Linked DNA regions of Mus musculus: region 2 is linked to region 1. The links are chromatin loops, found by intact Hi-C in ENCODE. Cell type or tissue: left cerebral cortex. All regions are shown on one strand. Links, peaks and the distances in the headings refer to the core of each region. The heading gives the core; the rest is flanking DNA.

Region 1 (12,596 bases), core at 1-8,000:
TTTTATTAACATATGGTGTTAGGGTTAAAGTGCATATGCTCTTGTATCATAGGCTAGTGCTCTACCAACTGAGCCATATATTCAACCATTACATCCTCTTTTAATTTCATTTGTGTTAAGTGATCACACAACCCAAGGGGTTAGCATTCTTTCTAGAAATGTGTTCATCCATGTCAATGAATAAACACTTGTAGGAAGCCAACTCTAAGATGGTGCCGGTTTCTGGTGTGCTGTTGTCATAAACAACACCACTGCGCAGGCGTAAGCCCGAGTCTGGTGCCAACCCCTCCAGAGCCGGTACATGCTAATTAGGTGACAGCGGTTCAACCTAACCCAGGAGGACACGAAGCCTTTCCCTGTGCTAGAGTGCATATAAGCAGACCTCCCTGGGTGCCCGGGGTCCCCATAGCAGCATCGAGGCTTTCCTGCAATAAAGGCTGTTGAGAAGAATCCAACCATGTTGTGTCTTCCTTGCTGGCCGAGGTGGGCACAACAAACACTCATTTATCCAATGTTCAAACTCAGGGTATTGCTATTGTAATCCACTAGTATCATTGTCCCAAATTACAGACTAGTTTTGTGTACATTTCAGCATTTTCATCTCACTCAGCACACACTTTCATAATACCTGTGTGGCTCATAAGTGGGCTAAATACATGCACTTATTTTCTCCACCAACCTAGTTGTCCCATAAGAGATCTTGTTAACTTGTGACTCAAAGGAGCTCTCTTTCATTTCTCTCATTTAACAGTAAAAAGAAGACATAAAATTACCCCTATATCCAAGCTAATTCTTAGTGTTCCAGACTCATCTCAGTTATTAGTGAAGTAATTCTTTATTTCCACTCAGTGAAATGCCAGAAGGTGAATATTCTAGATCTGAGGATCCTGTGGTCTTTGGTGTCTAATTCATTTACTCTCAACTCAGTGCAATTGTCATAATACTGGTGGTTTCATATATAATGACATTACATAGTAACTATGTTTTGGAATAAAACTTCATTTGCCAATACAGGTAGGCTAGCCTGTCACATGGGCCTGGATTTTTCTAGAGTGGTGTTCTATGTAGCCAATGCTGGCTTTCTTCCCCATATGTATTTCACTCTCCTGAGAGGGTAAAAGAACTATAGGCAGAGTGATATTGATTAAAGATGAGTGGTATCATGATTCTTGGGCTTCATTTGTAAGATCTCAACCACATTGAATAAAATACATAGAAATATATCCTTCTGCTAGGAGCCCTGGACCTTTACAACATATGAAGGGCAGAGAATTGATTTAAATGTCAAAAGAAGTGCAGAAGGTAGAACTAAACTGTGCTAAAATAGATCTGTCCCTCAGCATCTTCTAGTTGGTCAAGCGTTAAGAGTTAGCTAAGCAACTATGTGTCACACATGTATATCTAATCACACTAATATGCATGCATACCTCTATAAGAACCAAATGGAATAATGTTTCTTCTCATATCCTCATTTATTATATCTTTATTTATAAATCTCTTGGATATGGCTTGACTCAAAAAGGCAAGGAAGTGTAAACTTAATAAGTCTATCAGGGAGATAAAGGAAGATGATTGTGAAACCTGATGCCAATCAGTTATTAAAGATACTGACAAGTGCACAGGATAATATAGGAGCTTCTAGAAAGAGAACAGCAGGCAAATTGGGCTGCAGCCCTGATATAGTAAATAGTCTTAAAGAGACACCATCCACTTAAAGGAAAATGCTCATAATAGTTGAGAGAATGAACCAGAACATAAAAAGATGGGAAATAGGGAATAGATATGAATCCTAGTGTTCAGAACTCTCTCTCTCTCTCTCTCTCTCTCTCTCTCTCTCTCTCTCTCTCTCTCACACACACACACACACACACACACACACACACACCCCTGACAGGGGAGCAAATGGTTACTGCCAATTGCTACGAATAAATTGAGATCAACAGGGATTTTTTGCCTTTTAAAAAGTTTAATATTTGATCCACTATAAACTTTGTTTTTTATTCTGATTTTTCAATATTCTATCAGATTTGTCTTGGTTCTTGATAGCAGAAGTGTCCCATTAAACTTTCTGATCAAAGCAAGAGTCTCACCTTCTATATCCTGTGCATGAAGGATGACTCTACATAGTTTCATAATGAAGTAAAGCTACTTACAGGTAAATGCAAATGTCACCAGAGATGAAGATGTGCTTCTGAAAGTATGCCTGACTCTATACTTCAAAATCAGAATGGTCCTTCATGTTATCTAGAAGAAGAAAAGTTCTCATCTGGTGAAAATCTGCTTTCTTTTGGGAATGGCAGGATGTATTTCTCCTGAGAATTTTACATAATGTTCACTTGCCTTGACCTAAAGCTTTCCTTAGGAACTGAGTGTGTACCTCCTTGCACAAACTCAAATGCTAATCTTAAGTACTTTCAAGATTTTTTTTAAAGCCTTACTTTGTAAAATCCTGGATTTTAACTAATTTCTTTTCTTTTTTAGAAGAAGGTTGCATTAATTTATCTTTCAAAGCTCTCATAGGAGAGCATGAAGAAAAATTGGAGATATATGAAATTGTGGTCCCAAGGCAAATTCAAGCTGTTTGTGTTACTTTTAGGTAAAAAAGTATATCACCAATATCCAAGGATCCACTGTAGTTATTATTTATTTTTTTGTTTTCATGTGTATGTTTGCCTGTGTGAGTGTATGGCATGTGCGTGCATGTGCCTGCAGAAGCGAGAAGCAGATATTAGATCCCCTAGCACTGAGTTCCAAATATTTGAAGCCACTCTTGAACACTGAGCCATACACAGCTCCATCCCTTGCTTTAGCTGTTGCCACATTCAGACGGAAGAAGCTGATCTGTAGCCAGTCACTTATTATTTAGGTCCAGCGCACTTTGCTCTTTCTTTTTTCAAATATAAAGCAACTTGTCATTTTTCTGACTGATTGTAAGTGAAAATATTTAATAAAGATCTAGTTTGGAATTCCAAAGGATCTAAATTCATTAAAGTGGCCAGGGTCTAAGATTGTGTATACCCCACATACATGCGGTATGCATAGTTGATAACATAATATCAAGATTACTTATATTGCAAAACGAAGGATCCTATCTGCTTTTCATTTTATCAAACTTTCTATGTATTTGTCTATACTATTGTTTGGATAGTGTATTGGACTGTTTTGAACCAAAAAGTAGTTGCAAAATTGATTTTAAAATTTAAAACCGAAAACAAAATTTAAGAAGCTCTTAGAATTAAAATAGTCAAGTTGGAGAAAAGGAAGCAAGCTTTAATTCAAATACACTGAAGAAGTGCGTGAACAATTCTCCACAGCAGAACAGGTACTGTGCAACTAGACCTTGTACAAACGCTCAGATTAAAATTACCCTAGGCTCAGTTAAGTTGAAAAAAATCAATAAATTTATTGCTTGAACAAAATGCTTAAATCTTACATTTGAATTCACCTGCACAACGCTGAGATTCCTAAAGTAAGATATTCAATTTCCAAGTGCTTAAAAAAGCATAACTCCAGCCACTTCAAAAAATAAAACAAAATATAGAAAAGGTCATCTTCTGCATTTTCCTTAATAGCCTGCAATGACTGAAATGATAAAAAAAATAAAAACAAAAACAAACAGGAAATAATATCCTAAGTAATGATTTTTAATCTTAGTAGGAGCAACTCTGCTTCAATTTTGAACATTCTGATTTCAATTTTGCAATACATTACTGTCTTTAAAGATATTTCTAACTCTGTCTTTAAAATTTTGCTAAGACAAAAAAAAATACCATTACCACAGTTTCACATCTAGTGGTAGTATATTATGTTGGTTCCTTAACTTGAAATATATGAATGAATATTCCAAGTTACATTTAAATATTTAAAATTCTCAGTTGCTGTTGTTAGAGAGTCACAGTGCCCATTGTTCTACATTATGAGCAAGGCAGTATTCAAGTGTTTCAAGAGGACCTGAAGGTTCATGGGAATCCCATAGCCACCTAAGAGATTTGACAAAGTGACTTTGTCATGAAAATGTTTGTGCCTCCCAAGCTCTTACAGACTCCCCAGGATTTTCTTGAAGGGAACATGACTCTTGGACTCCTCACAGTGGAGTGCACCGCTCTCCTGACAGTGTGGGTGCACTCATTACATTCAGCATGGTTCCTCTTTTTTATGATGTTGCTAATCTTGATTTAAATTGAACTCCTCCTGCTGGAGTGCATGTGTCCTCCATCTGAATCCCTTCTGTTCTCGTTGCTATAGTGACCAGCAGACATCTGAAGATCCCCCCCCCCCCCCTTGAAGCACTACTTTTCTTCACTTGTTACCTTTGTAGGTTCACATAATAAAGAATGTCATCCCAGTTTGCAGGTTCAGCTTTTATTCTCAGATCTAAAAAAAAAAAAAAAGCCACCATATTTGTGCGGAATTGCAAAGGAATTATACAGAATTTACAGGTCATAAAAGAGATCATATTCTGAGTTACAAAGTTAGTATTATCTTAGCAAAGTATGTGTTTTCCACAGTCTCTATTTCCATGTTCAAGGCAGTTATCCATGGGGAAAAAAATTTGTACCCCAGGGAACATTTGACAAAATCTGAGGTGTATTTGATTGTCAGAAAACCTGGGATTTCTACAGGCGTGTAGTCAGTAGAAGAAGCTGGAGAGACTGCTAAACATAGTGTAAGGAATAATGAACAATCTGACTCAGTGTTAACAGGGCTGAGCTAGTGAAGACCCGCCTAAGAGGAACTGTAGCTCATCGCTATAAATAGCACTGCACTGTGAATCTCCCAGCCTGCCAAGATCACAAGTTTGAGTGAGGCTGGTTTTCTAGTGCTCAGTGTGAGGCCCACGAGAGAGAGACAAGATGTTTAGATGTCTATCTTAAATATTGGTTTGAATATCAATTAGTCATTGAAAGAAAAGATTTATTTGTGAAAATGTTCGAATAATTCTAAAGTCTTCCTTTCATCAATTCTCGTTTTATGATCAACTCACAGAAATACTTTTCTAGCTCATTGTCTTTATTAAAATGAGATGTAAGAGAGCAAAGAAGGGTCAGTTTCAGGCATGTCACTGTTTTCTTGGGGTTAAACCATGTCATATGTGATGATAACGATACAAAGGATCTGTTGAGCTTACTCATCCAATTCTGTGTGTGTTATATTTGGGGGCGAGGGGGGGTGAGGAACAATGAAGAACATTTCTCCATAGAAAGTTGAGTGTCCGTGCTTGAATTACTTAACCCTAAGGTTAGTCATCTACATATCAATGATAAATGCAGAGCATATATAATGCATTATCACAGAGCCATATTCAAAGGAGATATTTCTCAATATAGCAAATTTACAATAAAAAAAAAAAAGAAACCGAGTGAGTGCCATTCCTGACCACAGTTACCCTGCTTTCCCAGAGTTTTCTTCTTTCTGCATTATATTGCCCCCGGGACTCACTCTGTCAAATATCATATAAATTGTTCATTTAGAATGAAAAGGACACAGCACATAATGTGCTTGGAGCTTTTACCAGGGCATAACACAAAGGTGAACAGAATATTCTGTAGGCTCATTGGCTCTGCACTTCCTGAATAAAATTGAGTGTCAATATTAAAGGCACTTGTGGTAGGATTCTGTTTAGAGTAGTGTTTTTGTCTCTCTAGCATCCTATTTTCTTACCGAATGCTAACCCTTTGATTACCCTTTAGAAAACTGTCACCCTAATTTATGTCTAAGTATATGTAGTATAACTTGGGTCAGTCTTGTCTAAGCACAACAGATAAGTGCTAAGATTAGGTCCTGCCAGGAAGTATCATTGTGGCTATGGGACATAATCCATTGATTAGGAACTGATAGGTAATTAGATTTACAGCAAGAAACATACTTTAAATCGTCACAACCATCATCTGTTGTAAATGTAACTAAAGATTAAGGTAGCATGATCTGAAAACAGGGCCCAGGAATGGGAGGAGGACCACTTCCAGCATCAGTAGATCATCTGGATCCACCACCCCCTAAAGGCAGCTAGTAACTCATATTTTAGTGGCATGCACCAATAAATTAATCTTTTCTGTTTAAGCCCATTTGATGTTGTTTTCTACTACTTGTAGCTAAGATTACTGAAAATTGTTGTTACTAAAAAGATCTCAGAGATATGAACTAGGTGACACGGAAGAAAGCTCCTGCATCTTAGGAAATGCTATTTCTAGTCTTTACCTTTTATTGAAACTAGATTTTTTTCCCCACATAATATATCCTGATTACAGTACCCCGACCTGCTATACTACTTCTCCCAGCTTCTTCAACCCTCTCCTCCCAGCCGGATCCTGCCCCCTTCCCCAAACACACACACACACACACACACACACACACACACACACACACACACACACACCTCTTTCTGTTTCTCAATATAAAGGTGGTTCTCGTCTTTTTACCCTTCTTTAATATATAAACTTAACTATAAATTAGCCAATTGTTTCTAATCTGACATTTCTTATTCTCCTCTAATGGACATGTGATATTTTAGATTGACTCTGGTCTTATAGGGAGCTGGTTATCTCTGTTCTTATTATCACAGAGTAGCAGTCCAAGGAAGGAAAGAATTCCTTTCCCTGTTTTCCATTGTGGAGTGCAGATGATTGACACACCAAACATCGACAGTGAGATCAGTCAATCTTGTTGATTCAACAAAAGTTACCACCTGCCATCAAAGTCTTTTCAGTTCCTGAAGCTAACTTGCAAAACAGGTGTAATAATCACACCTGGAAATGTTGAGCAGAGTTGACATTCTTTATCTTCCCTGTGGAGTAATGATTTGAGAAAGAAGAGAGAGGAAATCATTCCATTCTAAGCATAACCTTGAGTTATTAACAGTATTTAAAAACAAACACTACTGCATTTCTGATGGTGAGAAGCAGAAGCCTTCCTGGACTTATCTGACCTGCTGCCCACTGTAGTTCTGTTGCAAATTGAAATCAATATCAATAGAACTTGAGAAATTTGAGCATTAACTATAGGTAGGTTAGGATACACTGTGATTTTTTTAACATGTTCGTTGAGAGGAAAGACCAAATGGTGGATAATAATGAAAGTTTAGAGCAATTCTCTTTTGAATGTAAATATCCTTATTATCTTTAAGCTCCTGATCTTCGAGGTTAGCTGCATAATGTAATCTCTTGGGATATATATTTCCTAAGGTATAAATAATTTAAATATGCACGGTGAGATATGTCCTGAATCAGTCAAATTAAAAAAAAAAAAACACTTCTCTATGTTATTTTAATGCATAGTTGGAGTGTTACTGCGGCAAGTTGCTACCTGTGTGGTTTTCATGTATGCATGCTAAGATTAGATTATAAATGCATTTGGTCTTATGTGAAGTCAAGATTCTATGTTCAAGTGTGAATAACAGGGATGGAAAACTTCAGTTGCATTTCTGGAATGAATGTGTATAGGGACATCTCTGTGTGTCTATTATTTTCTGCTATCCTGATTTGATAGTGGAATCTCTGGTAACATAAGCATTGCAGTCCTGGATTTTATTGTAATGTAGATCTGAGGGCTTGTTAATCCTGCCTATGATATCACTTTTTCCAAGGGTGGAACATGTGGGTGCTTCTGAGACATATGTTATGGCCTCCTTTTCTGTTCAAATAGATAAGGATTAGGCAAATGTCAAAGCCCGGCTTCCACCCCTCATATGTCCCCTCCTTCATTCAGAGCTACCTCTTTCTCTTCTGGCTCCCTTCTCAGTGACATGCCTCTCTGTGTCCACAACTTTAATTTACTTAAATAAATTGAAGAAGCAGATTTTCAAGATCACATGCCCTCTAGGTACTCCATAACAAGAGCTTCCTAACTCATCCCAGGCATGGCTAAGATTACAGATAACTCAAGAATATTCTGGCTTTAGGTTCAGAAGCAGAAATGAAGTGTTCCCTTCACCTAGTATCAAGCATTCTACTGATATTCCCAGATTCCCAAACATCATCTATTTCTGAAGTAAGAGGTGGAGATGTCTTCAACAAAGACCTAAATTACCTTCTCTCACAAAACCTGATGCAAATTTTATTTAAGATCATCCTTTTTAAGTATTAGACAACAGAGAATAACAACATGCACAGGATTTTCTTTTCTTTGGCAGCATAATCAGCTTTAGGAAATTTGTTTCCTTGGATGAACATTTTATAGGCTCATCATACAGAGTGATGAGCAAGCCTTTTTTGTGGATCCACTTTGGAAAATAGATGCTTGGACCAGAAAAAAAGAAATGCTTCTCATTGGTCAAATGAAGTGATTGAACTGAGGAAAAAAAATCTGGAAAAAAGTAGAGAATCTTTGTGGCAGCTGTGTTAGGAAGAGGGGAGAGAGAGAGAGAGGGTGCCACTAATGCAGAGACAGATTCTCTTTCAGGTGAGTGGAAAGAAGCTATCTAAAGAACATTTCATTCATATTATTTGGTTAGATTGGAACTAACAATTGTTTCTCTCTCTCAAAACCTACGATACCCAAGATATAAGATACAATTTCTTAAACACATGAAACTCAAGAAAAATGAAGACTGAAGTGTGGACACTATGCCCCTCCTTAGAAGTGGGAACAAAACACCCATGGAAGGAGTTACAGAGACAAAGTTTGGAGCTGGGATGAAAGGATGGACCATGTAGAGACTGCCATATCCAGGGATCCACCCCATAATCAGCATCCAAACGCTGACACCATTGCATACACTAGCAAGATTTTATTGAAAGGACCCAGATGTAGCTGTCTCTTGTGAGACTATGCCGGGGCCTAGCAAACACAGAAGTGGATGCTCACAGTCAGCTAATGGATGGATCACAGGGCTCCCAATGGAGGAGCTAGAGAAAGTAGCCAAGGAGCTAAAGGGATCTGCAACCCTATAGGTGGAACAACATTATGAACTAACCAGTACCCCGGAGCTCTTGACTCTAGCTGCATATGTATCAAAAGATGGCCTAGTTGGCCATCACTGGAAAGAGAGGCCCATTGGACATGCAAACTTTATATGGCCCAGTACAGGGGAATGCCAGGGCCAAAAAGGGGGAGTGGGTGGGTAGGAGAGTGGGGGTGGGTGGGTATGGGGGACTTTTGGTATAGCATTGGAAATGTAAATGAGCTAAATACCTAATAAAAAATGGAAAAAAATAAAAATAAATAAAAATAAAAATACCTGCCCAAATAACCCATTTCTCATGGGCATGTTCGAATATTGGAATATCTGTTTTCTAAGTTTAAAAAGTATTTAGCCTATGATCCTGTTATATTCTGAATTTTGGAAGGACTTTCCCTGCCTGTGAAAGAGAGGCTAATGGTCTTGTAAAGATGGACAATAACGCACTTATGGAAGTCCACAGGGCACTATGTTGTTCCCCTCAGACCTCATCTGAGCCTTAACCTTCCATGCCTCACTGTTCTTTGGACCTAAATTTATATTAACTTCTGAGCAATGTGTGCTTCAGCTGTTCCTTGTCTCTAGAACAATCTGTCCTGAAATATCTGCACGGCTTGCTTCTCCATCTGCCTCCAAGCTTTTCACAAATACCTCCTATTCTGCAACTAGGATGAAAGCGGTAGAGCTCCTTTGCAGACTGCCAACCCCTTTGTCATGTTCTATTTTGCTTCCCCATAACACAACTCCCAGTATACATCAATATTTGTATATTATTTTTGTCTCCTCTACTCCTTAAATTTAAGAACCATGAAGCCAGAAGTTTATGTCATTTTTCTAACAAGTCTTCAGAATCTAGAACACAGCCATTTGGGTGTCAGTGAGGGGTGTGTGTGTGTGTGTGTGAATGTATCATAATGCCCATCCAAACTTTCAAGTTGCTCATAGGAGATCAGCACAAATCACTCTTTAGACATAGCTCATAATGTTGCTTTGGATCAATGGCTAGTAAATTTAGAAGACTAACAATACATTAATTTCTCCATGGTGATACTTCCACCTCAGCTCTTAAAGATTCTTAAATTCTATACATCCATTCTAAAATAATATACTTAAAGCAAGAACACTAAACCTGAGACTGTGGTGGCCTGGCTTTGTATAATTCTAATAACCTGTGTCTGGTCTATCTATTTTTTTACTTCCATTGACTTCAAACCTTCTCAACAGTCACAAGATGTACATGCCCTCTGCTTGGGTCAGGATTGCCTCAAAAACGAACTCTTACTTTATTAACTTAAATTTAGTCATCATGCCTCTCTTCGAGTTATTTTACTTCCATAATTCCTAAAGTTTATAAGTTTTTCTTGAAGTAAAAAAGATCAGATGTTCAGGGTTAAGAAGATGGCTCAGTGGGTAAACATTTGTCATGCAAGCCTAAGTACTTGAACTTGAATCTCTAGAGACAAGCAGCCCTGGGTGCAATAGTGTATCTCTGAACTCTTAGGGTTCTCATAGTGACTTGGAAGATGGAGACAGAACTCCTGGGAGCTTACAGGCCAGCTAGCCTGGTATACGCTGTGTCAAAAACAAGTGTCCTTGTTTCAATCAAGGTAGAAGATGAGAAATGACATCTATATTCTTTGTGTGGCTTCTATGCACAAAGTGTAGAATGGCTATGTGTCCTCATTTGCATGTATGAACACACCCACACATAGAACCCAAACAAGTAATCAGTTGTTCATTCCTGCCTTTGTTTTATGGCTGGGTAGCTGGGCATTTATTAATTTACTTTCAGCTTCATTCTTTATGTCTATGACATGGGCACACCATTTCAATTCTTTGGTATTTATAAGATGAGTAGGATGTCCCAACTTCATGGGCATCATTGACCTCATGCTGAATACTAAATGAGATGATGCCTAGGCAACACATGTGGAGACATTGCTATGGAAAGTTTCTCTTATCATTAATTCTTATATTAGCTTTTGTTTTTTTAAAGAGACATTCATCTTTTAAATATCCATCTTCAACTTTCTTTCCTAATCATCTTAGCAAGGAATCATCATTAGAAAGTTTTTGCCTGCCCAAGCAGCCTATGATCTAGTGCCACAGAGATAATTAAGTGCTTCTTATATGGAGATTGGCATGCTCGCTAATAACTTAAAGTTGAATCTAATGCCTAATACTTGACTTCATATAGAACAACATAAGCTAATTATTACTTCATGATAGCCCCTCAGGAACTTAAAAATAGCTCCCCTGTCTCCATAGGATTCACCCATCAGACAAACAGTAATGTCACAATAATATTAATTGCTCAAAAATAATAGTCACCCTACCATGTTTATATCTCTCTCATCACAATTATTCCTTTATGAGGATACATAAGTGGTATCATGTAAGCAGAACACTCTGCTTAGTTATATACTAGAGATTGACTTTCTACATGACTGTCTTTGTGTATAAGGTATATAAATGCTAATAGATAATATACTCTGGGGATTATCTATCAAATAATGTTGAGAGAATGTTTTATTTCCTCAAAGAAAGCCCTTGGTGCCTAGTTTGTGAAGCGTAAGTCAGTAGGTCTTAAGAGCCAACATGTTGGACCTGGCCTCCATGGTACAGAACTATAGCAAAATTTTCCTTTTGTGTTTTGGAAACAGCACTTTGCTTAGGAAGAATGAGATTTGGTTGGCTACCCTGCTCATGATTTGCTTCACTCTTATTTTATTTGGAGAAAACGATGAAAGGAATAAGTAGCAAGTTCTCTGTGTAGCAATAAAGATGCTAAAATCCAGCCAGGCAAAAAGCCAAACAAACAAACAAACAAAAATTAAGTACATAAGTAAAAGGAATAGAAAATATTTGTCTTAGTCAGGGTTTCTATTCCTGCACAAACATCATGACCAAAATGCAAGTTGGGGAGGAAAGGGTTTATTCGGCTTACACTTCCATGCTGCTGTTTATCACCAAAGGAAGTCAGGACTGGAACTCAAACAGGTCAGGAAGCAGGAGCTGATACAGAGGCCATGGAGGGATGCTCTTTACTGGCTTGCTTCTCCTGGCTTGCTCAGCCTGCTCTCTTATAGAACCCAAGACTACCAGCCCAGAGATGGTCCCACCCACAAGGGGCCTTTCCCTCTTGATCACTAATTGAGAAAATGCCTTACAGTTGGATCTCATGGAGGCATTTCCTCAACTGAAGCTCCTTTCTCTGTGATAACTCCAGCTGTGTCAAGTTGACACAAAACTAGCCAGTACAATTGACCCCTTGTCAACTTGACACACAAAAACATCACTAGTAAGCCTCAACCCTTACAATCTTATTCATCCCCAAGATCTAAATAACTTTAAAAGTCCCAGTCTTTACATATTCTTAAAATTTCAATCTCTTTAAAATATCCATCTCTTTTAAAATCCAAAGTCTTTTAACAATTAAAAGTCTCTTAATTGTGGGCTCCACTAAAACAGTTTCTTCCTTCAAGAGGGAAAATATCAGGGCACAGTCACAATCAAAAGCAAAAATCAATCTCCAACCATCCAATGTCTGGGATCCAATTCACAATCTTCTGGGCTCCTCCAAGGGCTTGGGTCACTTCTCCAACCATGCCCTTTGTAGCACACGTGTCATCCTCTAGGCTCCAGATGCCTCTACTCCACTGCTGCTGCTGCTCTTGGTGGTCATCTCATGGTACTGGCA
Region 2 (13,024 bases), core at 2,978-10,977, 61 kb after region 1:
AAACACAATATTGTGTCCAAAATAAAGCCCTTTAAGTGATGTTTGTGTTGTACTATCACTCATGCACTGCAATATATAAAACAACTATATGCATTGCCAAATGTCCATATATCTAAAGAGACAGATAGCTAAATAAGTCTGTAACGCATGGACTAGGAAGATACTTGTTAAGTACAGTTAGAGGGGTTGCAGTGGCTGTCCTCTGTCATGATGTCAGAAACAGGAGGATGCTGTGCCTTTCTACAATGTTCTCATTGATTAAATACCAGTAAACTCACAAACTATATTAAATTTCAAGCTGTAACTCACCAATTATTCCCAATTTCACTACATATGTGACTCTGGGTACTGCAGGCTTTTTATTTTAATCAAAATTTCTACAATGAGTTCAAACCATTTATTATACTTCATACAGTGATGTGTTCATGTATGTACATGTGCGTTTCTTTTACACAAAGGGTTATGAAGGCCACAGATTACTGATACATATGCCACTGCACGATTCTGGTTAAATTATTAATTAATCTAGTCACAGGTCCTGGAGGACACCGACCCTACTGAAGGCATAGTCAGGTGGCATGAGACACACAGCTGCCTGATCAGGAAGAATGACATTTAAGTTAAAAGCCTGAGGGCAGAGTGAAGATGTCGTGACCCATCAAGCTAACCAACGACAGGTGCTCTGGACTGTTGTATGCAAGGTGTAAGTGTCCTTTCTTCTGTATGGTCTAGGAGAGAAAGTTGTATCTTTCAGAGTCCTAATTTTTATATGGTTTTGATATGTCTATGTGCCCATGTGTTCCTAATTTAATTCCGTAAGTTCATAGGTGGTAATAGTCTGCTTGCATGAATAAATTAGCTCTGAGTATGTGCTGTGGTTTGTGTTGGACAGATGAGGTTGTTTACTTGCATAAACAGGCTACAGAAACATTCTGTCTCAGCAATCACACTGAAAATGCAGCCAACTTCTCTTATGTAAAACTGCATCATTTAGGGCAAGGGCCAGACTGAAAACCAATGTTCCACGCAAAATTAAGTAACTTAGAGCAGAAGGTGGCCTGAGATCCACCTGTGGTAAAGATGGGGAATCGGGATAGAGACACATACATGCTTGCTTCTGTTTCCTGAATTGACATGTGCAAGCAACTAAATTCTGTGTATCTTAAGGCCAAAATATTTGCTTTAAAGGTAAGTAAAACTTTAATAGAGAATCATCCTGACTGAAAAACCAAGTGTATAGAATAAAGTAGTCCTGTAGCTAGAGAGATGGTTCAAGTGATCAAGAACATCTACTTTTCCAGATGACCCAAGTTCCATTCTAAGCATACTTTGGATGATTCATAACCATCTGTAACCCCACCTTCAGGAAAATCCAATGCCCTCATCTGGGCTCTGTAGGTATCCAAACACATTCATATAGATACACACACACACACACACACACACACACACACACACATTTTTAAAAAATATTTATATCATTAAATTCTAATTGAAGTTGTAGAAACCAGAAGTATTATCTGGCCCTGATGGAAATGAGTTTTCATGATTAAAGCAAAACTTACTTATCTCAACAAAAAATGCCAAACTCTGATTGTTGAAACTTCTAATTTTTTTCTTAATTTTTTATTAGGTATTTTCTTCATTTACATTTCAATTGCTACCCCAAAAGTCCCCCATATTCTCACCACCCCCCGACTCCCCTACTCACCCACTCTCACTTCTTGGCCCTGGTGTTCCCTTGTACTGAGGCATATAAAGTTTGCAAGACCAAGGGGCCTCTCTTCCCAATGATGGCCGACACCCATGGAGGGACTTACAGAGACAACGTTTGGAGCTGAGACGAAAGGATGGACCATCTAGAGACTGCCACACCCAGGGATCCATCCCATAATCAGCCTCCAAACGCTGACACCATTGCATATGCCAGCAAGATTTTGCTGAAAGGATGCTGATATAGCTGTCTCTTGTGAAACTTCTAATTTTTTAAAGGAGATGTTGAACTTGATTGGAGCTATTGTCTTCCAATATTAGAGCATTGAATGCATTAAAACATAATTGTAAAGGAAACGTAGCCATCAACGGTGCACTTACATAAAATGCATCCCTGTCAGTATTTTATGTAAATTAACTGCAGATGATGCATAACCTGTAGCTACTAATTTACAGGAAAATCCACACAGAAGACCCATGTATACATCAGAGATGCTGGAGTGAATTTGCTTCGCAGATGTCAGGTTCAGTCAGTAGCCACAGAGAAGTAACGATCAACTGTATCTCCACTGGACAAAATTTGCATTTCTATGGGACAGGAGCTACTTGCACAGTTATCAGTATTCTACAGCTCCCAGAGTTGTACAGTAGTTCAAAGACATGAGAAGAGATTTGATAGAACAGATAACCCAGGCAATACTGGCCTTCTATTAAGAAAACAAAGTCATGTTTTTTGCTGAGTTTCTGAATGCTTCATACAACCTTGTGCTGTAGAGCCAGAATCTTTACTACAGACATGCAGTCCATTGCTAAGGCTTTCTACATCCCTGGGACACCATGAAGAAAGAAAGAATAATCTTTGAATTTTGTGATGGTCAGAGGGTCTACAAGAGTGTTGCCCAACTCCCTTGCACAAATGTCTTCTTCTTTGTCATATCCCAATGTTTACTAACACTTACCTTATGGCTGTAAAAGCTGTCAGATAAATAGGTAACAGAAATGCAGTGTTATTCAGTGTTAAAAAGAAGGTGCAATACAGTGCATAGAAATGCATGCCTGTCTGCACATTGAAGAATTTAGCAAGCCTGTCCAATTAGATTCAAGCCAACCTGTACCAGCGGTAAAGGTAAGACATGTAGAATATCAATGAGATGCAGAGAGAAGGTGAGTTGAGGAGACATCACTGTTCTCTTATAGAAAGAGTAGGTTGAAACTCTTGTTAGTCATTAATCTGTGAGCTGCTTATTAGTTGTTTTCCATTTTTGATTTTATTTTGTGTAGGAGGAAGAGGTAGCAGGTATAGACGTGCCATGGATTACATATACATTACATTATATTACAGAGGATAGCTTGTGGGAGTCAGTTCTCCCCTTCTGCGAGTCCTGAGAATTGAACTCAGGTTCCTAAGTTTGCTGGAAAAAGCAACCAGCCAATGAGCCCTCTAACTACCCCATCCCCATCAACTCTGTAACAGTAGGAACAAACCTTTGGTTTTCTATCTCTTGCTTCAAAGACGATTGAAATTGGGGAAGATTTAGTTTTGTAACATGGCACCTAATCATTTACTGAAATCTGCTGTGTTCACAAGGCTCACCCCTTTGAGACTGTAGCTCAAAGAGGGCTACTTTGTGTTTTTAGGGTAACACAGTTAAGCAATGGAGTCCACAGTGTGAGCTCAGCTTTTTCTGGAAACCAGTGTTGGTATAAATCCTGAAACATTAACTTGAGCTAAGTTAATTGCAGTCTTGAATTTAAAATACCTACTTCATAAGCCTCCTCCCTATGGAGCAATAATTCCCATGGTCTCTAAACCATTTTGTCAGGGAGTTAGGGAGGATAGGTAGATATATGATCAGAGTACCTATTTCCAGAAAGGCTTTAGCCTTGCTGGTGAAATAATTTAATACTTGCATATTTGTGTTAATTCGAATGGTGTGACCTGTGGCAGCAGGCACATTTAATCACCAGCACAGAACCTGCTGTGTTAAGAGTAAATTTATTCTGACTTAATGTTTGTCGTGACATGTAAGCCATCCGCTTCCCCAGTGTTTTGGTTTAAATCAGATTCATCTCTGTCTTGGAGCAGAAATGATGTGTGGACAGTTCCAATGTGCTTTTTCAGCAATGTTTTCCTTTGCTCTTAAAACAAAGACCCCTTCTGCTTTGATTTCTCAGTCTAATCATCACTGGTGACATTTTTCAAGACTGTCCACTGACCTGTCTCTAGTCGTTATGAGAAATTCTTACCTAAGCTGGCTTTTGCCTTAGAATTGTGTGTGTTCATTTGCGAAGCACATGAGACTCATGAGGAACGAAGACCAGGGTGTGGACACTTTGCCCCTTCTTAGAATTGGGAGTAGAACGCCCATGGAGGGAGTTGCAGAGACGACGTTTGGAGCTGAGACGAAGGGGTGGACCGTCTAGAGACTGCCATATCTGGGGATCCATCCTGTAATCAGCCTCCAAACGCTGACACCATTGCATACACTAGCAGAAATTTGCTGAAAGGACCTTGATATAGCTGTCTCTTGTGAGACTATGCTGGGGCCTGGCAAACACAAAGGTGGACGCTCACAGTCAGCTATTGGATGGATCACAGGGCCCCCAATAAAGGAACTAGAGAGAGTATCCAAGGAGCTGAGGGGATCTGCAACCTTATGGGTAGAACAACAATATGAACTAACCAGTGCCCCCCGGAGCTCGTGTCTCTAGCTATATGTATCAGAGAATGGCCTGGTCTGCCATCAGTGGAAAGAGAGGCCCACCCATTGGTCGTGCAGACTTTATATACCTCAGTGCAGGGGAATGCCAGGGCCAGAAAGTGGGAGTGGGTAGGTGGGGGAGTGGTGGGGGAGGGTGGGGAGGGGACTTTTGGGATAGTACTGGAGATGTGAATGAAGAGAGTACCTAATTAAAAAAAAAAGAATTGTGTGTGGTCATGTCTTTGTGTGTGATGGCAGTGAAGCCTCCCAAGGTCCAAGTTGCTTTTGGTAAGAATATTGTTTCCTGGCAGATTGCTGGAGGCCTCAAGAGATCTGAACCTCCAAGATTATCAGGGCTGATGTTTGGCACTCTGGAATATCTCATAGCACCTCTAGTCTTCGCCACCAAGATACCAGTAGATCTGCCTCTCCTAATGGTAACAAGAAAATATAATTTTGGAAATAACTAAATTGCACCTTTCTCCTTAACTATTGATTAAATCTAATCGTGGTTGTAAAAGTTTAAAATTATCAACCTCTATGTCTCTAAATTTCAAAAGTGTATAATGAAAAATATACACTTCTTTTGAATAAAATCAGAGAATGATATGATATTGGCGATGAGCAACGCATTGTGCTCCAATATGAATTTTATAGAGAGCACGAAGACTTGACTCTTATGCATGCAACACCACAGTTTGGTTCTAGGCCAATTCGTCTGTTCATTCTCACGCTGCAAGTACTGTATCCATGCAGATTCCCTTCTCAGATGGGACAATTTGATCCTAAGCACAAATTGCATAAGTCCATTCCATGCTGAAGAGCAGCCCCTTTAAAAACAATGAACAATGAATAACTGATTCAGCCCATATGCTATTCTGCGGTGTCTATTTTCTCTCTCTCTCTCCCTTACTGTTATAAAATGGCACAGAACTTTCTTAGAGCAGGACACAGTTGTGAATTCTGTGTCAAATAATGGACTTGAGCTATTTGTATGAACTAATCAGCTCCCTTATTAGGTGTGCCAATTAGTTTAAATTCTTCCTCATTAAGGACAACTACAAGAGTGTAAACATCTCCCCTAGTTAAAACCCCAAAGAATGTCAAACTGAGCATTTATGATGCCTTTTTGCAAACAACACAGCTGCAGTGGTGGCTGAAATAGCTTTCATGTGGCTCACCTCATCAAAATACAGAATATGTTTGTATAAAAACTGTACGTTACTTAAACTCACCTCTGGTGTCCGGAACAAGCCATGGGTTTAAGCATTATTAAGACTATGAATCAGGTTCGTTCCTGTTCTGTTGGTAGGTGGCCTTTTGTCCAGAAAGAACCTTGATTAAATAGAACTTTTATCTTTTATAATTATATTCAATTTGTTAGGAAAAACAAACATGGTAAATTACAATAATAAGAACCAGGGACTTAACCCTTACAGGATTCTGAGCTTTTCTGAAAGCAGCTTTGAAGCATCATCCTCAAGTCCTTTAATTAGAGGGTAGAAAGGGGGAAATCTCTTTCTAATTCCCCACATTTAAAGAAATAAAATAGAATCTTGGTTGCCCCGCAACATCCCCCCTCACTCCCCCCCTAATTTCCCGCCTCAGTTGGAAAAGCGAAAGCTCCAGATTCCAGCCTGAAAGAAGCCTCAGCCACATCAGGGAAAACCTTGGAGAAGGGACATTGTGATTGTTAATGGGGAAACGCAGCCTGTCCCACGTGGCTCCAACCTTCTCAATCAGCAGTCTTTTCTTACCTAATTACGGGATTCTGAGAGAACCCAATGAGGTGCTGTCAGATTTACATTGGAATTATTTTAAATGTTATCACAGTAGCCATGGTGATGGTATATAAATGGACAAAATACTAAAGAGCTGGAGAAATGTCACCATTACACCCACAGTAGCTCGCTTTTAGCATCGGCATGAAGTCAGCATATTTTAAGCTTTTTGCGTCCACCGAAAAGCCGGACTTCTGGTTAAAATAACTGTGGTGGAAAGAGTTTAATTAATACTATCAAGATGATCTTCATTATTTTAAAGTTCATTGATCTTTAAGAGGTGGATCCTGGTCACTGGAGCCTTTGAAGGGGAGATTACATCCCCTTAACCCTTCCTTTCCTCTTGCTTCCTGGATGAAACTGTTTCATCCCCGGTGTGATTCCAGGCCAAAGTATAATGAAGTAAAAACAGGGTTCTGTCTGTTTCCTTATTGCTTTTTGGTTCCCTAGGGATTAGGACCCAGATGCAGCTGTCTCTTGTGAGACTATGCTGGGGCCTAGCAAACACAGAAGTGGATGCTCACAGTCAGCTAATGGATGGATCACAGGGCTCCCAATGGAGGAGCTAGAGAAAGTACCCAAGGAGCTAAAGGGATCTGCAACTCTATAGGTGGAACAACATTATGAACTAACCAGTACCCCGGAGCTCTTGGCTCTTTGGCTTTTTTAGAGCACTTAGAATGGAAAAAAATGGAAAAAAAAAAAAGAATATGGGATTTGTTCCCCATCCCCCAAATTAGTTATTTTTCTACTTTGATTGTGCTTTCTATAGCCATGTGGGAAAGTGCAAGGGACTAGTTTTTCCTGTATATTTAATATTTTATAAAATCTAGAAATAAAGTAATTATCATAGCCACAATTCCAGTTATTGTGTCCCTTGGTTGTTTTAGATTTACTTTATTTTTAACTATGTGTATGTTTATGTGTGCATGTGTGTGTGTATATATGAGTGTAGATACCCGTGAAAGACATCCTATCCCTGGCAGCTCGGGTTATAGGCAGTTGTGAGCCACCTAACAACTTAAATTGCTGTTTAAATTTCAATTTCAATTTAACTTGGAGCTTTCAATTGAACCTAGTTCCTCTGCAAAAACAGCAAGTACTCTTAGCCTATGAACCATCACTGCGCCCCGGAAGGTGCCATTTATTAGCATGAGGTTAGATTTCACTTCATGGTGAACTTTCACAGTAAAATACAGTTCACATAGTCTCATTGGTTTAAAAAAATGGGGCACAAAGAAACCATTGTGGAATTTTCACTTCATCGGATGCTTTTTTCCCCATCTGTCTACATATCTGTGTCACAGATGCAAGACAAACACAAGCTAGATCTGTTTCTATAACCACTGAAAGATAAGATAAAATAACGTATTTCAGCCAGTCATCTTTCTGATGGTTCAGAATAGGCGCTGTGAATCTGCAGACTTTGTAGTGTTGCTATTGTACTAGTTGGTTTGGGGAGATGTCACAAAGAGTGATTACAGTGGTTTATAAATGGTACAATGGAATTCTTTCTCCAAGTTCTAGAGGCTGGAAAGCCCAAGAGAAGACTGCTCTATCTATACTAAGTCCACAGGCTTTACATTGGAAGATTCATTAGCTTATGTCACTAATTGGGGGCAGGTGAAGTCTGGAAGAGGGAATCAAGGATGTTGAGGTATGTTTTGAAGGGCTAGCCTAAAGTGAGGAATTTCTTGTACCACAGGCTTCCTCCAGAATATACTGCTTAACTATGGGCCCAAAGCAGCAGAGACAGTTGACCATACACTGAAATTTCTGAACGGTGAGTCAAAAGATAGGTCTCTTTTTTTCAGTTGACTACCTATGATATTGATTATCAACTAGCCTCAGCTCAAGAATCAGCTGGGAGACAGGCATGTGGGCACACATGTGAGAGATGATCTATATATTTGGTCAGCTTCTGCCTGTGCTTGTGAGAGATTAGCTAGCTTTTGACAGATATTTGTCTCAGGAATGAGAAAAGTAAGTCAGACACTCACTCCATAAGGTATTTTCTTACAGTAATAGAGACCTGACTAAGTGCATCAAGTTTGAGAATCTGACATGACACACACCTATTTTTTTTTCTTTTTTTTAATTAGATATTTTCTTCATTCACATTTCAAATGTTACCCCTTTCCTAGTTTCCTCTTTGAAAGTCCCCTAAGCCCTCTCCCCTCCCCCTGCTCCCCAACCCATCCACTCCTGCTTCCGGGCCATGGCATTCCCCTGTACTGGGGCATATAACCTTCACAAGACCAAGGACCTCTCCTCCCGTTGATAGACAAACAGGCCATCCTCTGCTATATATGCAGCTAGAGACACAATCTCTGGGGGTACTGGTTAGTTCATATTGTTGTTCCACCTATAGGGCTGCAAACCCTTCAGCTCCTTGGGTACTTTCTCTAGCTCCTTCACTGGGGACCCTGTGTTCCATCCAATAAATGACAGTGAGCAACCACTTCTGAATTTGCAGGCAATGGCATAGCCTCAGAAAATATAGCTATATGAAGGTCCTGTCAGCAAAATCTTGCTGGCATATGGAAGAGTGTCTGGGTTTGGTTGTTGTTTATGGGATGGTTCCCCTGGTGGGGCAGTCTCTGGATGATCCATCCTTCAGTCTCAGCTCCGAACTTTGTCTCCATAACTCCTTCCATGGGTATTTTCTTCCAGATTCTAAGAAGGAACGAAGTATCCACACTTTGGTCTTCCTTCTTCTTGAGTTTCATGTGTTTTGAAAATAGTATCTTTGGTATTCTAAGTTTCTGGACTAATATCTGATTATCAGTGAGTACATATCATGTGTGTTCTTTTGTGATCAGGTTACCTCACTCAGGATGATATCCTTCAGATCCATCCATTTGCCTAAGAATTACATAAATGCATTGTTCTTAATTACTGAATAGTACTCCATTGAGTAAATGTCCCACATTTTCTGTATCCATTCCTCTGTTGCGGGACATCTGGGTTCTTTCCAGCTTCTTGCTATTATAAATAAGGCTACTATGAATATAGTGGAGCATGTGTCCTTATTCCACATTGGAACATTTTCTGGGTATATGCCCAGGAGTGGTATTGCTGGATCTTCTGGTAGTACTATGTCCAATTTTCTGAGAAACTGCCAAACTGATTTGCAGAGTGGTTGTACCAACTTGCAATCCTACCAGCAATGGAGGAGTGTTCTTCTTTCTCCACATTCTTACCAGCATCAGCTGTCACCTGATTTTTTGATCTTAGCCATTCTGACTGGTGTGATGTAGAATCTCAGGGTTGTTTTGATTTGCATGTACCAGATGATTAAAGATGTTGAACAATTTTTCAGGTGTTTCTCAGCCATTCAGTATTCCTCAGTTGAGAATTCCTTTTTAGCTCAGTACCACATTTTTTAGTAGGGTTATTTGGTTTTCTGGAGTCCAACTTCTTGAGTCCTATACATACATACATATGTATTTGTATATGTATATGTATATGTATGTGTATGTGTATGGGTATGGGTATGGGTATGGGTATGGGTATGGGTATGGGTATGGGTATGGGTATGGGTATGGGTATGGGTATGGGTATGGGTATGGGTACGGGTATGGGTATGTAGATATATATGATATTAGTCCCCTATCAGATTTAGGATTGATAAAGATCTTTTCCCAATCTGTTGGTGGCCTTTTTTTTTTTTTTTTTTTTGGCTTATTGACAGTGTCCTTTGCCTTACAGAAGCTTTGCAATTTTATGAGGTCCCATTTGTCGATTCTTGATCTTAGAGCAGAAGTCATTGCTGATCTGTTCACGAATTTTCCCCTGTGCCCATATCTTTGAGGTTCTTCCCTAATTTCTCCTCTATAAGTTTCAGTGTCTCTGGTTTTATATGGAGTTATTTGATCCACTTACACTTGAGCTTTGCACAAGGAGATAAGAATGGATCAATTCACATTCTTCTACATGATAACCACCAGTTGAGCCAGCACCATTTGTTGAAAATGCTGTCTTTTCTCCACTGGATGGTTTTAGCTCCTTTGTCAAAGATCAAATGGCCATAGGTGTGTGGGTTCATTTCTGGGTCTTCAATTCTATTTCATTGATCTACCTGTCTGTCGCTGTACCAGTACCATGCAGTTTTTATCACAATTGCTCTGTAGTACAGCTTGAGATCAGGGATGGTGATTCCACCAGAGGTTCTTTTATTGTTGAGAACACTTTTTGCTATCCTAGGTTTTTTGTTATTCCAGATGAATTTGCAAATTGCCCTTTCTAACTCTGTGAAGAGTTGAGCTGGAATTTTGATGAGGACTGCATTGAATCTGTAAATTGCTTTCAGGAAGATAGCCATTTTGACTACCTTAATCCTGCCAATCCATGAGCATGGAAGATCTTTCCATCTTCTGAGATCTTCTTCAACTTCTTTCTTCAGAGACTTGAAGTTCTTTTCATACAGATTTTTCACTTCCTTGGTTAGAGTCACACCAAGGTATTTTATATTATTTGTGACTATTGAGAAGGGTGTTGTTTCCCTAATTTCTTTCTCAGCCTGTTTATCCTTTGTGTAGAGAAAGGCCACTGATTTGTTTGAGTTAATTTTATATCCAGCTACTGTGCTGAAGCTGTTTATCAGATTTAGGAGTTCTCTGGTAGAATTTTTAGGATCACTTATATATACTATCATATCATCTGCAAATAGTGATATTTTGACTTCTTCCTTTCCAATTTGTATCCCCTTGATCTCCTTTTGTTGTCTAATTGCTTTGGCTAGGACTTCAAGTACTATATTGAATATGTAGGGAGAACATGGGCAGCCTAGTCTAGTCTCTGATTTTAGTGGGATTGCTTCCATCTTCTCTCCATTTAGTTTGATGATTGCTACTGGTTTGCTGTAGATTGCTTTTATTATGTTTAAGTATGAACCTTGAATTCCTGATCTTTCCAAGACTTTTATCATGAAGGGGTATTGGATTTTGTCAAATGCTTTCTCAGCATCTAATGAGATGATCATGTGGTTTTTGTCTTTGAGTTTGTTTATATAGTGGATTACATTGATGGATTTCCGTATATTAAACCATCCCTGCATCTATGGGATGAACCTATTTGGTCATGATGGATGATTGTTTTGATGTGTTCTTGGATTGGGTTTGCAATGATTTTATTGAGTATTTTTGCATTGATATTCATAAGGGAAATTGGTCTGAAGTTCTCTATTTTTCCTGGGTCTTTATGTGGTTTAGGTATTAGAGTAATTGTGGCTTCATAAAATGAATTGGGTAGAGTACCTTCTGTTTCTATTTTGTGGAATAGTTTGAGGAGAATTGGAATTAGATCTTCTTTGAAGGTCTGATAGAACTCTGTACTAAACCAATCTGGTCCTGGGCCTTTTTGTTGTTGTTGTTGTTGGGAGACTATTAATGACTACTTCTATTTCTCTAGGGGATATGGGACTGTATAGATCATTAATCTGATCCTGATTTAACTTTGGTACCTGGTATCTGTCTAGGAAATTGTTCATTTCGTCCAGATTTTCCAGTTTTGTTGAGTATAGCCTTTTGTAGTAGGATCTGATGATGTTTTGGATTTCCTCAGATTCTGTTGTTATGTCTCCCTTTTCATTCCTGATTTTGTTAATTAGAATACTGTCCCTATGCCCTCTAGTTAGTCTGGCTAAGGGTTTATCTAAGACTTTCTCAAAGAACCAGCTCCTCGTTTGGTTGATTCTATAGTTCTTTTTGTTCCCACTTGGTTGATTTCAGCCCTGAGTTTTATTATTTCCTGTCATCTACTCCTCTTGGGTGAATTTGCTTCCTTTTTGTTCTAGAGACACACAACCTACTCTTACTGTATCCTTACATGAACATGAATTCTCCTCGGAGGGTTGCAACCCTCTGGCACAATCATTTCTCAATGCCTTGTGATCATAACTTCAATGTATGCATTTCAGGGACAAACAGTATTCAACCCATAGCAACTATGCCATCTGGAAGCTATGACAAGTACTGAAATATGCCTTTTGCTCATCTTTTTGTGCACATATTTTTTCAACTCTGCTCTGCACAAATCTTCTAAAGCATCATCAAAGTTGCCATGCAGAAGGAAAGCAGCCCGCCGTCCCAGAAAGAGAAGAGAATAAGCGCTCTTTAAAAACAGGCCAGCTGGCTACCAGAAGACACATTCATAGGCAAGGATTATATCTCTGCTTTTTAAAATAATTTCATATTTGCTGCAGCGCTGCCTCTAATGGAGACCATCCATGTCTTGCTTTCTGTCACTTGTACCATGTAGTTGATATAGACCAATATCATACAGATACCAAGGGACGACTGAAATCATAACTATGAATAAATAAATATAAAGAAGAATGACAAAGAAAAAGCATGAATAATAATAAGATGAAGATAAGTCTCTGAGATGAGTTGATCTACTCAAGAATCTTTCATATCAATCTAGATTCAACTACCAGACCTGCAAGTACTCTGTGTGTGTGTGTGTGTGTGTGTGTGTGTGTGTGTGTGTGTGTGTCTGCGTGTCTGTGAGTAGTGTTTGTACACATGAGAATGTGCATATTTCTGTGGTATATGTATAGAGAGACCAGAGGCAGACATTGGGTGACTTCTTCAATTGCTATCCACATTAATTTTTGAGAAGGGGACTTTCAGTGAACCTGTATGTCCTCAGTTAGCTAAACTGGCTGGCCAGTGAATTCCAGGTATCCTTCGGTCCCAGACTCCCAGTATTGGAATTAGGAATTACTGGCATGCAATTCTGCAGTTGTTTTGTTTGTTTGTTTGTTTTGTTTTGTTTTGTTTTGCATTGTTGTGACAGGCACGAAATTGGGTCTTCATGCTTGTG

What was found. A loop is a pair of places that touch in the nucleus more often than their neighbours do. Peaks named below come from ENCODE experiments on the same cell type or tissue, not always from the same donor. Only the 100,000 strongest peaks of a DNase experiment are listed, where the experiment ranks them.
Region 2: it touches region 1 in a loop (7-fold over the local background); 3 of 42 quality-filtered maps call a loop at or near these places.

Annotation. Positions count from the first base shown.
Region 1 is chr6:101,989,970-102,002,565 of GRCm38, reverse strand. No RefSeq gene overlaps it. Among named protein-coding and RNA genes, the nearest start is that of Gm9871, 220 kb to the right of the region's middle. In left cerebral cortex, for the core only: no CTCF peak of the experiment used is centred there; DNase peaks (open chromatin) are centred at 4,123, 4,745 and 7,668; H3K27ac peaks cover 323 bases.
Region 2 is chr6:101,931,168-101,944,191 of GRCm38, reverse strand. No RefSeq gene overlaps it. Among named protein-coding and RNA genes, the nearest start is that of Gm9871, 160 kb to the right of the region's middle. In left cerebral cortex, for the core only: no CTCF peak of the experiment used is centred there; DNase peaks (open chromatin) are centred at 5,256, 5,563, 6,267, 7,491 and 2 more places; H3K27ac peaks cover 3,751 bases.